2 separate regions of the Homo sapiens genome follow, and region 2 is linked to region 1. A link is a loop called in an ENCODE intact Hi-C map of the cell type or tissue named here. Cell type or tissue: ascending aorta. All regions are shown on one strand.

The links. Hi-C counts contacts between places; a loop is a spot of excess contacts. Peaks named below come from ENCODE experiments on the same cell type or tissue, not always from the same donor. Only the 100,000 strongest peaks of a DNase experiment are listed, where the experiment ranks them.
Region 2: it touches region 1 in a loop (2.6-fold over the local background); 3 of 110 quality-filtered maps call a loop at or near these places.

Annotation. Positions count from the first base shown.
Region 1 is chr11:78,167,675-78,170,174 of GRCh38, reverse strand. The region is part of intron 2 of KCTD21-AS1 (KCTD21 antisense RNA 1); the gene reads right to left. Among named protein-coding and RNA genes, the nearest start is that of KCTD21, 20 kb to the left of the region's middle. In ascending aorta, no CTCF peak of the experiment used is centred here; a DNase peak (open chromatin) is centred at 1,074; H3K27ac peaks cover 2,500 bases.
Region 2 is chr11:78,309,666-78,312,165 of GRCh38, reverse strand. The region is part of intron 1 of GAB2 (GRB2 associated binding protein 2); the gene reads left to right. All of the region lies in intron 1 of LOC105369402 (a long non-coding RNA gene), which reads right to left. Among named protein-coding and RNA genes, the nearest start is that of GAB2, 110 kb to the left of the region's middle. In ascending aorta, no CTCF peak of the experiment used is centred here; a DNase peak (open chromatin) is centred at 1,525; H3K4me3 peaks cover 721 bases; H3K27ac peaks cover 2,500 bases.

The sequences.
Region 1 (2,500 bases):
GCCCTCCACCCTCTTAAGAAGGGCCTAGCCTCATGACCCTGGTCTGCCTTTGGGCCAGATCTCCCTGTGCAGGGGTGGCCAAGGTCCCCACTTGCCCACACCTCAGAATTTGCAGCCTAGGACGCAGCCACTCTTTTGTAAACTGCACCCTAAATCACACAGCATTTGTGTAACCACCCATTCACCCCAAACTTCCAGCTTCCTTTTACAAATTACTCTTAAAACAGTCTGACTTTGGGAGGCCGAGGTGCGCGGATCACGAGGTCAAGAGATCAAGACCATCCTAGCAAACATGGTGAAACCCCGTCTCTACTAAAAATACAAAAATTAGGCATGGTGGCACATGCCTGTAGTCCCAGCAACTTGGGAGGCTGAGATAGGAGAATAGCTTGAACCTGGGAGGCGGAGGTTGCCGTGAGCCCAGATTGCACCACTGCACTTCAGCCTGGCAACAGAGTGAGACTCCGTCTCAAAAAAACAAACAACAACAACAACAAAATAGTCATCAGGCTAGGTGTAGTCGCTCAGACCTGTAATCCCAGCATTTTGGGAGGCCAGGGTAGGCGGATCACTTTAGGTCAGGAGTTCGAGACCAGCCTGATGAACATAGTGAAACCCTGTCTCTACTAAAAATACAAAAATAAGCCAGGCATAGGGGTGCGTGCCTGTAATCCCAGCTACTCGGGAGGCTGAGGTACAAGAATTGCTTGAACCTAGGAAGCAGAGATTGCAGTGAGTCAAGATCACACCACTTCACTCCAGCCTGGGCGACAGAGCAAGAATGTCTAAAGAAAATAATCTTTAAAAAAAATCCGTCTGTCATCAGTGGGGGCTTAGCCAAGGTCAGTCCTGGGCCAATTTCTTGGCCCAAGAAATTTCAGCCTATCCCTTTCCTGAATTGCAGTCTCTCCAAACTGACTGCCTACGTCTGCCTGTGTCCCAGGGGGCTCTGGGCTGATGGGGGTGGCTGGCTGGGAAACGTGGCCTGTGATCAGCTCCAGGAGCAAAACAACCCTGATAACAGGCCCATCAAAGGGAGGGACGAGAGTCTGGCAGCTCTGTCTGCCCAGACAGCCTGGTGACCTCAGTCTCCTTCAGAACCTTCGGGACAGTGTGGCACCAACCGAGCTGTGGAAACAGTCCAGTGACACACTCGCCCCAGTCTGGGGCACAGGGACCAACGGGGGCTCACCAAGCAACCCATGGCACCCAGGACCCCACCCGACACAAGGGACAGCAAAACAAGCTTTGAGGCGGGGCTGTCTGGCTCTGAGGCGCATGAAGAAGTGCACGCTCAGCCTGCTCTATCTGACCCCTCCCCACTTGTTTTCCTAGTCCCGTTTCCTGCCAACTTCCCTGCCACTCCCACCGCCCCACCACCAAAACACAGGGCATTTCACAGCCTTTGTCAACATTTCCCGGTTAGCTGGCAGCCCCAGAGTGTTCTAGCCTATTTGCTTCCTTACGCCAAGTCCCTCTCCAAAGCCTGGGTTCCCCTTTACCAAAGAGTTGGGCAAAGGCCTTGTTGAGCCACATTTGAAATCCCTAGGGATCCTATCAGCTAAAGAGCAAAGGTTAATGTGTTATGACATGGATACCCTTCCCCAGCCCTAATTAGTTCACTTTATACATCCTATGTTGGATTTGCTTACTCTACACCTTTTCGCTTGACACCTTGTATTAAGTTGCCAAGTGCCTTCACATCCACAGTTTCCTTTCACAGAACCACAGGATACGTCTTGCCATCCCACACTTGTCTGGGCCTCCCTTTACCACTCTGTCTTCACAGCTCATCCTTCAATACTGTGTAAGCCCCGCCTCCTTAGCTCCACGCAATAAAGTCAGTCCCAGCCCCTGCTGTGCCACCCTATACCTGGTGAGCACTTTCGTCATCACACCGCACTTGTTCACAGCTAGTGCTGTACTGGTAAACAAAGCCCTGATCTGTAGTGTGGGCCAATTTCCCACTAAATACCGTCACCATCGTCAGTTTCAAAGAAATACTGCCAGCCAGGTGCAGTGGCTCACGCCTGTAATCCCAGCACTTTGGGAGGCCAAGGCAGGCGGATCACCTGAGGTCAAAAGTTCAAGACCAGCCTGACCAACATGGAGAAACCCTGTCTCTACTAAAAATACAAAAAAAAAAAAAAAAAAAAGCCGGGTGTGGTGCCACATGCCTGTAATCCCAGCTACTCGGGAGGCTGAGGCAGGAGAATCACTTGAACCTGGGAGGTGGAGGTTGCAGTGAGCCGAGATCATGCCATTGCACCCCAACCTGGGCAACAAGAGCAAAACTCCGTCTCAAAAAATAAATAAATAAAATAAAATAACTACTGTCACCATGGTCAGTTTCAAGCCACTAATGGGATGTCACCATCAAGCTGGAAGACAGGCACACAAGAGGCTCTGGAGAGCCAGGGTGAGGAACTCCAGCCCCCCACCATCTTTCTGGCTGATCCACATGCTGGTAAGGGCAGGGGCTCTGTCGTGCCATACTAGG
Region 2 (2,500 bases), 140 kb before region 1:
GCTCAGAGTTTACAGTAAACACCAGGAACATTCAGTTGGTTGTGCCCTCAGTTCAGGGCATCTTATGTAATGTGCTGCCCTGTGACACAGACCTAGAAAAAGGGCTGTTTTCAAGCCTAGACATGGGAGGAAGGTTGGTATTCTTCGTAATTTGCAGCAAGGCATGAAGCTGATGTCTATCACTACAGCCAGCCCTGGACGGCATTGTTTGTTAGGTAAAATTGTCGGTAGAACTCTGCTCTGCCTCTTACCTGTTTCTCTCACCCCATCTCAGGGCCTCAGGGCTCTGGCCTCTGTATGACCTGGTGGGATTGAGCTTCTGTAGGCACCTCTTCTTGCCCACAGCCTCATACCTAACTACCGCCTCGCTCCAAGTCCAGTTGTCTCAGGCTTTCTAGGTGTCTTGCTACTCTGGTAAACTAATTGTATCTTATGTATTTATGGAAAGAATTAATGAATAAACAAATGCATGGAGGCAATTTAAAAGCAATATAATAAGCAGTACCAACACCACTGCCTGGCCCACAGCCTGGCACGCAGAGGCTTTTGTTGTTATGTTATAGTGGCTCAGTGAAAACTTATTGAATAATTTATTACTTTTGGTGTAATGCATTTACTATCCTAACCGTATGTTTGAAGCCCAGTTCAAATGCTCTATCCTTTGTTGAACTGTTCTTATATCAAATAAAAATTCTTCCTTTTCTGTAATAGAACTTTATAGGAAAGTTTATATATATAATATTCTTTAGGGAAAGAAAAAAAAACAACCTTTATATTACCTTACTTGATTCTTGTAACAACCTGGTTAGGATTATCATCTTCATTTTATAATTGAAACTGAGGCTTAGGTATATGAAAGAGCTCATTTTTATGCAGCTCTTAAGTAATGAAGCTGACCCCAAAACTTACTTTCATGTATATAAAATGTACCTAATAAGTGTTCAGTAAATATGGGGGGAAGAAAAAACTTACTTTCATTTAGTAAATTATTTTTACCTCAGTACATTATATAGGCAGATGTATATTTTATGAAGTTGTGCCCATATTTTAGCTTCCCCACTAGAACAGAAGCCCTTTTGATCTGAGAACTGTCCCATCTTGTTGCCTCTGCTTCCCAGAGCTTCACACATAATAAATGTTTGAAAGTAAATTGCTAATTTTAACAGGGTTCTTCAGTGGCAGAATTTCATACAAAATCATTGTAGTGAAAGAAAAAACCTTTAGTAAGGAGACAAATCAAACTTTTTTCCCCTGTGTAGAGAGCTCCCTAATGGGTCTTCTTATTTTTTTAGAATGAACTGTAGGACATACCCACAAGGGTACTCTTTCTGATGGGTGATACGAGGCTCAGGGTTTGTGGCAATGAACTTTGCTCTTTCCCACACCTGAAGCTGCAGCTGTAACACACATCAGAGACTGAAGGACAGTGGCGCTGGAACACGACCAGGCCTGGGCTGCGGTTCGCCTTGGTGAACTGAGATTCATCACTATTAATATCTGAGTTTCCATTAATAACCCTTTTCACTGTGAGCTCATTTAAATCTTCTGTTCTCTAAGCTATTTTTAACCACACATTCTTGGGCCTGGGCCTGGTTCCCGCTTACAGATCATAACTTTCATTTTGATTTTTTTTTCTTTTTTTTTTTTTTTTTGAGACAGAGTCTTGCTCTGTCGCCCAGGCTGGAGTGCAAGTGGCACGATCTTGGCTCACTGCAAGCTCCGCCTCCCAGGTTCACGCCATTCTCCTGCCTCAGCCTCCCGAGTAGCTGGGACTACAGGCGCCCACCACCGTGCCCGGCTAATTTTTTTTTTTTTTTTTGTATTTTTAGTAGAGACGGGGTTTCACCGTGTTAGCCAGGATGGTCTTGATCTCCTGACCTCGTTATCCAACCGCCTTGGCCTCCCAAAGTGCTGGGATTACAGGCGTGAGCCACCGCACCCGGCTCATTTTGGTTTTTGTACTTGCAGAAATAATAGGAATTCTGCCCAACCCCTCACTCCCTCCACCCCCACATTTCTCAGAGGCGTGTATTGAAATTGTAGGTGGGACAATTCTTTGTTATGCGAGATTTTATCCTATGCATGGTTTGAGGTTAATATACCTGTCCTCTGCCCTCTAATGCCTGTAAGGCTTTCCAATCATTGTGACAACTTACCCCACCACTGCCACCACCACACACACAGGCGCGCGCGCACACACACACACACACACACACACACACACACACACACACACACATTTCTAACCCTCCCCAAAGTGAACCGTACTGGGACTGATTGAAAGCCATTATAACCAGACACCTCTCTCTGCCACCCTTGATCTCTCTCTGTTGACTTGAGTCCCTATCCAAGGTAGAACTAGGAAACAGGATGTTACTCTCTATATCCTGAGAAAAGCAGCTTTTCTGTTTCCCCAGAGCTCTCCACTTTGTGAAATAGAGAAGCAAATTAAGATCTTGGGGATTGAACTGCTGAGACCAGTTGAATATCATTGTTGCTC